2 separate regions of the Homo sapiens genome follow, and region 2 is linked to region 1. Evidence: chromatin loops called from intact Hi-C (ENCODE). Cell type or tissue: MCF 10A. All regions are shown on one strand. Each heading gives the region's core, and the rest is flanking DNA. Links, peaks and the distances in the headings are about the cores only.

The links. A loop is a pair of places that touch in the nucleus more often than their neighbours do. Peaks named below come from ENCODE experiments on the same cell type or tissue, not always from the same donor. Only the 100,000 strongest peaks of a DNase experiment are listed, where the experiment ranks them.
Region 2: a loop joins it to region 1, with 12 times the contacts of the local background. A loop is called at or near these places in 1 of 110 quality-filtered maps.

The regions. Positions count from the first base shown.
Region 1 is chr12:75,718,772-75,723,172 of GRCh38, reverse strand. The region is part of intron 1 of LOC105369844 (a long non-coding RNA gene); the gene reads left to right. Among named protein-coding and RNA genes, the nearest start is that of KRR1, 210 kb to the right of the region's middle. In MCF 10A, for the core only: no CTCF peak of the experiment used is centred there; a DNase peak (open chromatin) is centred at 2,182.
Region 2 is chr12:76,140,571-76,144,971 of GRCh38, reverse strand. No RefSeq gene overlaps it. Among named protein-coding and RNA genes, the nearest start is that of NAP1L1, 58 kb to the right of the region's middle. In MCF 10A, for the core only: no CTCF peak of the experiment used is centred there; no DNase peak of the experiment used is centred there.

The DNA of each region.
Region 1 (4,401 bases), core at 335-4,334:
AATGTTTAAGATGCCCCATCTTAAGTTAGGCAGTGAGGAAATACCACAAACCATGCTGATGCTTCTTGAAAAACAAGCAGGGCTAAGCCACATATCATTACTTGGCAATGCTAAATTCCTGAATTGCTTATATATACGTTTCACATGTAACCTCTGTCTTTAAACTAAAGAAGTTATTTGCTTATAATAATTACAGATTTGATTAAAATCATACACCGTGATTCAAGATTTAAAAATTAAATGGCTGAGACAAAGAAGTGACAAACTAAAGGAAGCCACAGTATGCTTGCCAATTGTTCTTGGCAGGAAATGGATGACTCATCCTGAACATGTGCTTTCGTTGCTGGGACAATGGGGCGCAATGAAAATGTTCAACTTACTGAATAGTGTGGACATTTTTGTCATCTGTTTGTAGGAGACTGATGAAATACAACTACAGATTAATAAGAACCCCGAAGTAACCTATGCTTTTGTGTGAGAAAACTAATGATAAATATTAAGAAAAAGACATGGACTGTTTCAAAATAATCAGTAGGTTTTCTATGCACTAAAAGAGACTGTGTACGGCAGATCCCAGGAAAGTAGAGGTGGAGAAATTCCAGAATTTAGGAAGGAAACTTAATATTGCCAATGGGAGACATGATTTATTCCCAAGAAGGAGAAAATAGGATTAGTAGCTGAGGGAGAAGTAAACAAGTAAGTTTTGGTTGCAGGAGAATGGGCCATTTCTGAAGTCCTTCCTAATGTGACCCTGATAGGATATCATCTCCTGTCTGGTATCTAATCCTGTAAAAATATCTGACAGGTAGACAGGGAAGGGGTATTAACTTGGTTTAACCTTCATGAACTGGCCCAGAGTTACTAAGCACTTAAAAGGACTGAGGGGCTGTGTAGGGGCCGGAGTATATGGGAAATTTCCGTACCTTCTCCTCGATATTGCTGTGGACCTAAAACTGCCTTTAAAACATTAAATCTATTTAAAAAAATGCTTTGTTGACAAAGTATCAGTGATCAAGGCAATCCTAGTTTGGCTAAAGGATGTGAACTGAAGTTCAGGTTTTATCCCTAACTGGCTCTGTAACCTGGGGTTAGTTTGCCTTTCCGAGCCTGTTTCTATATCTATTAACAAGAAGCTTCCCTAGCTTATCTTCAAGGCCTTTTCCAGATGGAAAATGCTGTAATTCATGTGAGCAGAAATATCTGTGTACATACAACAGTCTCAGAGGAGAGCACAGTTTTGCCAACAGATGAATACCTTGAGATACCCCAGGGAAATTTACACTCTGTTATTATAGATTTGCAATCACAGGTGTGTTGTCGGTAGTGGAGCATGAGCTGAAGGAAATGATTATTGTGAGTGGGGAAAAGGGCATTTTATAAGCTGGGGCAGATTAATAATGAAGGTTGTGCTGGGGATTCCTGTTCCTTGTAACCTTAGCCATTCTGTCCATGGGGAGATCCTAGATTTGCATTTTCTCATTCTATTTGCTCAGTTAGAGCCCTCCTTTATCAAAGACTACTTCCTAAGTCCAGAATTCAGAATTGTAAAAGGAAAACTACAGAGGTGGTTAACAGAGTCCTGTGGTTTGTTCTACAGCATGTGGACTTGGCATAGCCTCCCCAAGTCTGCAAAAATGCAGGCAGAAGATGCCCTCTAAGTAAAGTGTACTTGCCTTTTCCTGCATACAGCCCTATGGACACAACAGTGAATAATGCCAAGAAAAGGAGGCAGCATAATATAACACCAACGCAGAAGGAGATTTTAGCACACAGATCCTTGCAGCAATCTTGGACCGTCCCTGAATATTCTCTCAATTCATTCTCCCAAACATTAGAGCATCTGTTTGTGAGCCAGCAGAGCTTTTCATTCAGAATCATGACACTCTGCAGGCAGTTACAGAGAAGAAAATCTTTTATCTCAGCTTTCAAAAAGCTCCATTAGGCAGATTCTTTTTCTTCTTTTCAGAACAGACCCCTGCTTATTTTAGAGGAGGTATGTTCTTGACAAGTGCTCTTCCCAAATGTGCTGCATTGTAATTCAACCCCCAGTAACTTGACCAGTTCTCTGACTTTATCAGATCGGATAGAGGAGTCCTGCTGCCTGAGGCTCTTGGCTGCAAAGGTGAATGTTGAGAGCAGTGCCTGCTGCACTCCTCTCTGCGGGTTCTCACCTCCCAGTGGCTCATTTCCAATTTTCGTGTTAGAGCTGCATGCAGAGACCTACCTGTTAGCACAAGAAACAGATGTTGCCTCACATCTCCGAGGCTTCAGAATTTATGAATACTGGTATTTGTGGCATTCATCTCACATTTCCTGGGATGGTCTTGATTCCAAATTATTTTTCTGAGTCTTTGATATTGAAAATGTCCTTTTATAGATCAGTGGTTCTCAAGCTTCAGGGCACATTAGAATCATATGAGGGTGCTTACTAAACAATAAAGATTCACATGCTCTTCTCTCAGAGATTCTGATTCAAAAGGCCTGAGGTAAGGGCAAACCTTTTAATTGAGTTGCCACACACTCACAGTAAAGTGCTCCCACCTGAAGTGCACAGCTCAGTCAATTTTTATGTATGTATACAACTGTGTAACCACCACCCAGATGAAGCTGGGGAGCATTTCCAACAGCCCAGCCCAGAATATTTCCCTGGCACCTTCCCAGGCCACCCATTCCCCCACCCTGCCCCAAGATCACCACCATTCCTGCCATTTCAAGATGTCTGCTTTTTTTTTTTTTTTTTTTTTGGAGACAGAGTCTCACCGTGTCGCCCAGGCTGGAGTGCAATGGCACGATCTTGGCTCACTGCAATCTCTGCCTCCTGGGTTCAAACGATTCTCCTATGTCACCCTCCCAAGCAGCTGGGATTACAGGCGCGCCACCACGCCCAGCTAATTTTTTGTATCTTTAGTAGAGACGGGGTTTCGCCATGTTGACCAGGCTGGTCTCGAACTCCTGACCTTGTGATCTGCCCGCCTCGGCCTCCCAAAGTGCTGGGATTACAGAGTGTGAGCCACTGCTCCCGGCCAGATGTCTGCATTTTTAACCAGCTGCTCAAGTGATCCACATGTAGATGTTGTTCTTCATCTTTTGAAAATCAATGGATGTAATACAATGGCCAGGAGAAAACCCACCTGCATGTTTTGAGGCTGCAACTAGTAGCCTCCAATAGATATTCTTACCCTTGTCAAAGTAACCTGCTTGAGAGATTTGGGAAACTCCCAAACCTACAGGGGCTGCCAGCTACAGAACAATATGCCTGGAATGTGTCTGATGAAAACAGCAATCCCATTCAGTTGGATTGCATCTTTCTCAGGTAATGCCAGGGTGTTCAGTACTTCCTTATGGAAACAATCTTGAGAGTAGGAAGTTTTAGTGTCTGTAAAGCACTACTACCCAGGCATGGTTGTTTTGACTTCATAAAAGCTATCCTAGTTTTTAATCTAGAAACATAGTTAATATTCTTTGAGTATCCTAATTAATTCTCATAACAACCCTATTAAGGTAGATTTTTATTCCAGAAAACCAGTGTCAATTCTTTGGATAGGAGTATAATAATACTGAACATTTATTGAATGCTTCCTATCGCCACTGTACTAAATGCTTTGAAAGAATTCTTTCTTTTCCTTCATCCTTACACGAGTGAGCTTTCCCAAGGTCACCAGAGGTAGTAAATGAGATTTGAAGTCAACCCTAGTCTCACTTAGATCCTAATCTCTTAGCTCTGTGCTGGAATATTTCCCTAGATAAATACAATTCATTTATTTCTTGGCTTGGTGGAATCCTCTTGTCTTGAGATCATGCAACTTCCTTGGCTTTCATTTAAGCTTTTTAATGTGTAATTTGGAGGTCTGAATATTCATGCCCATCAGAAGACATAAACTCCTACTGGGAGATAACTTCTAACATAGGTTCATAAAATAGCATTCTGGTTTATATATCAAATGTTGTGAGTTTGGTCAGTCTCTAACTGGGTCCTGAAAGGCCTGAATAGCTCTATGTGCCATGACAAAAATTACTTTCAGAACTTGAAAACCTGAGGACAATAACTGGCTCAAGATAATCTCACCATGGTATTAGCAACAAACCCAGCTCCATCTCCTAAGCAGCTCCCCCATGCTTCATGCCCTCCAGCCCCACAAGAGTTCCTGTCCTAAAGGAGCTACACCCTCCATTTTCCTTACTTTACCTAAAAATCCCAAAGAAGGAATGTAGGTTCAAGAGAAACATTTACTATTTCTTTACCTTTGCCATTGAAGATGTACATACAATGATGTGAATATTAGTGTTTGAAGTTCTGGTCCCAGTGTTTTATTGGTTGTACCATAAATTTTAGTGGAAAAGGCAGGGTGCGGTGGCTCATGCCTGTAATCCCAGCACTTTGGGAGGCCAAGGTGGGCGAAT
Region 2 (4,401 bases), core at 119-4,118, 420 kb before region 1:
CAGGTGTACCATACATTCACTTGGAATGATTATTTTACACGGTTAATGGCATCCCAATTCTCCGTGATATGAAAACCATTGCTTGTACCCCAGCCCCAAGTCCATGCCCTCCTCACAGGCCTCACCTAAAGGCTTATGATCAATATAGAATAGCTCTTTTCACAAATCATATTACATTGTTAGCTTGGGAGTATGTACATTTACATTTAACATCTTTGTGTTTAATTTAGATTATTTTATCTGATGATAGGGGAATGAAAGAACAAGTTTGGCCTACAGCTTCTCTGTGATGGTGATGGAAATTCAAGATGAACAAAGTGGCTTTCTCTCAGCAGATGTAGCAAGGTCCCTTGCCTCAGAATCTCAAGGAATGACAGATGAAAGTCTTCTCTCCCTTCCTGTGAGCTTTGCAAATCAGAAATGACATTCCTTTCCTGGGGTGTGATGCTTCTGTAAATGTGATTTTACACTTTTTAAAAGCTATGGCTTCTTGGTCTCATAGTATATTGCAGGGAGGTCAGAATCATCTGGGGAAACTTCTTCAAATGCATGTATACACCCACACACCCACCCACACACACACACACACACACACACACATACATACATCCCTCACTCCCTGGGCAGAATGCCAAGTCACACTGCCTAGACATCCTTCAGAAAAATACATCCATCAGAACTCTGATAGAATGCCAGGGGGATCTCTGCTTTGTGTTATAACGGGGTGCTATGCGTGTGGGGAGGGGATTGGTCCCACTACATCTGTAGGAAGATGCTGTATAATGAGGTTTCACTGTGTTTTCCTCATTTCTTCACTCTTCTGGGAGACGATGGCAGAAAAAACTTTATTACTTTCTGTCCAGTTTATTTGACTAGTATCCAAAATCTGTGCTTTATCATTGGTCATGGGAAAGCTGAAGAAAGGAAGAAGAATGTAAAGAGATAGTATGCATGGAGAGGATACTGATAATCTTAGAACCAAGGATTTCTATCATGGCTTTGTTGTTGTTTGTTTGTTTCTTTTTTTGCCAGCATGCCAAAAAGAACCTTCATTTACTTCTATAATCACCTCTTATGCTTTTTTGCCACATGACTTTGGAGCAGGTGCTTTCTGGGCTGCAGCTTTTTGACCCTTCTTGAACTTTCGGAGGAGGTGCTGCCTTCTGGCCTGTGGCTTTCTGGCAGGAAGCTTCTGGGCTGGAGCCTTCTTGTCTGCTTTTGAACCCCGAGAAAGCAAATGCTTTGGGCAAGTAGCTTAACCTCTTTGTGTCCTACTTTTCTTTTCTCTCAATGGGGATAATAATATACAGGTGGTATTACAATGATGCTATTGTACAAAAAAAAAATAGTGCATTAAAAACAAGGTAAAAACCCCAGCTGAGATTTTCTAAGGGCTTACTATGGACCAGGCACAGTTGTAAGCATTTGACACTTTCGAGTTCATTAACTCTCATAACATAAAATGACTGAATATACATAAGGTTCTCACATCAGGGCAGGGCACATGGCAAGCCCTTTTTAATTGTTAGTTGTGATTCTGAAAAACTGCTAAATAATAATCCGTATGATTAAACTTTTTTTTCCATTCTGATGGGCAGTTATCTCCTCATTTTCACTATTATGAATAGCGCTTTAGTGAACATCATTGTATGTATCTCCTTTGTGCATGTTTAAGAATTTCTGGGAGAAGGGAGCAGGGACATGGGAGAGTCTAGAAATAGAATGCTGTCATGCATTTAGCCTGTTTCCTTCATTCTGAAAAAGAAAATTAAGTAGTATATGTTTCCTCACCTCTCAAGAGAGCTTTAAAACATAAACAGATATTAGCCAGGTGTGGCGGCGTGCACTTTAATCCCTGTTACTTGGGAAGCTGAAGTAGGAGAATTGCTTGAATCTGGGAGGCGGAGGTTGCAGTGAGCTGAGATCACACCGCTGCACTCCAGCCTGGGTGACAGAGCGAAACTCTGTCTCAAGAAAAAATTAAAATTAAAATAAATAAATAAAAGATCACTTTTTTCTTTAAACATTGATTTGTAGATAGTATTTGAATTACAATGTGCTACACTAAACAGAGTGTACCAGTAGGATGGCTAATGGTGATTTACCTTTAAATTGTCAATTTGAATTAGAGGATAAATTTAATTGAAAAAAATTAGCATGTAGACAACATTAATTTGGGAAGGTGTGATTATCAGTTTCTCTGCCTCTGTTTTTTGTTGTTTTTTTTTTTGTTGTTATATTGTTGTTTTTGTTTTTGGCTGTTTGTTTCTGCAGATTGACATTAATTGCTGGCCTTGTGACCAGATACCGTTTTCCAGTTTTCAAGAGAAAGGGTGATACTTCAGGTGTTGTGACACATCTTAACGAGCTTTGCCAACTACTCTCCTACCACTCTTGTTCTGTATTTGAAGAACAAAGAGTGCAGATTTGAACAGGGCAGGTCCCAGCTCACCTGAATACCAGTGAGAATTAAATCTCAGCCCGTGTCTCTGATTGCCCAGTGCCTCTCAATTTGCTGTGATTGTGTGAAACAGATTGCCCAAGGAGCTGGCCCTGGTCACAACATGCCTCACAAACTGAAACAGTGACAGCAGGGGTGATTGATAGAAGTCCTTCTATGAGTAGCAGGTGCTACCCAGGTGAACCAAACTGTGGCCATTATTGTTTTGGGTCAGAATGCACTTAGTGTCAGAAACAAGAGCAGCCTTCTGAACTGTTCTGTGCTTCCTCTAAAGTAAGCATGCAGTAGTTTATAATATTTTTGTTTGCATTTCCCTGCCACTGGTGAAGTGAAGAATCTCTTCATACTGTTCTTTTGTATTTCTTCTTTATTGTGTGTTCTTGCTCTTTGCCCATATATATGTTTTTATAAATTAATGGTTTTTTTATAATAATTACTCAAATCAAATGTCATTTTCTTACTTTCCTATTTTAATTTCTTACTTTATTTCATTTTTTCATGGACACCTCTAATATATGACTTTATTTCTTTAATTGCACTTACTATTATTTTATTTTATTTTTAATTTTTAATACAAAGTTGAGACGGGGGTCTCATTATATTGCCCAGGCTGACCTCGAACTCCTGGGCTCAAGTGACCTCCCACCATGGCCTCCCAAAGTGCTGGCATTGTAGGCATGCCCCACTGCACCCAGCCTATGATTTTAAATTATCTTGTTATTTATTTCTTACCGTATTTGTTGCTACTAATTTGTTTATTCACTTCTTTATTAGCAAGGATCTTGCCAGTTTTGTTTGCCATTGTATTTGTAACAGCCTGGTTTATAGAAGACACAAAGTATTTGACAAATTAATAAATAAATTGCATTGTTGCTTTGATACCTATAAAATACAGTAGATACCTGAGATACATGATACACAACCAAGTATCTAGGGGATTGTGTAGGCACCAACCCCCTACACAATCAAAAGTTCAAATATAACTTTTAAGCCGGGTGCAGTGGCTCACACCTCTAATCCCAGCACTTTGGGAGGCCAAGATGGGCAGATCACTTGAGGCCAGGAGTTCCAGACCAGCTTGGCCAATGTGGTGAAACCCCATCTCAACTAAAAAAATAAAAACAAAAATAAAAAATTAGCCAGGCATGGTGGCACACACCTGTAACCAGCTACTTGGGAGGCTGAGGTGGGAGAATCACTTGAACCCAAGAGGCAGAAGTTGCAGTGAGCCAAGATCAAGCCACTGCACTACAGCCTGAGCAACAGAGCGAGACTCTGTCTCAAAAAAAAAAAAAAAAAAAGGGAAAAAGGCAAACATACCTTTAAACTCCCCCAAAACTTAACTACTGATAGCCTACTGTTGACCAGAAGCCTTACCAATAACACACACAGTTAACATATATTTTGTAGGTTATATGGATTATGTACTGTTATCTTACAATAAAGTAAGCTAGAGAAAATGTTATTAAGAAAATCATAAGGAAGAGAAAATACATTTACTATTCATTAAATGGAAGTGAATCATCATAAAGTTCTTCATCTTTGTTGTCTTCACCTTGAGTAGGCTGAGGAGGAAGAAAAAGGGTTGGTCTAGCTGTCTCAGGGATGGCAGTGGGGAAGAAAATCTGCATCTAAGTGGAACTGTGCAACTCAAACCAGTGTTGTTCAAGGGTCAACTGTATACCAGTATCTTGACACTAACAGATGGTGGATTATTGTGTGTTCTCCTCTAAATTAAACTTGAATGAAATCTGTTGCAAGCCCAGGTTTCAGTAGTTGAAGGAACCAAGGGAATTCTCTGGTGACAGTTAGCAAAAATGTTTAGCTGAGTTGTAGGAGTTTCAAGGCAGTAAGGTAGGAAGGTTTCCTGTTTCAACCAGATCAGCTCCTCGCTCATCAGCATTCCTTTTTTTCTTTTTTTGAGATGGAGTCTCTCTGTT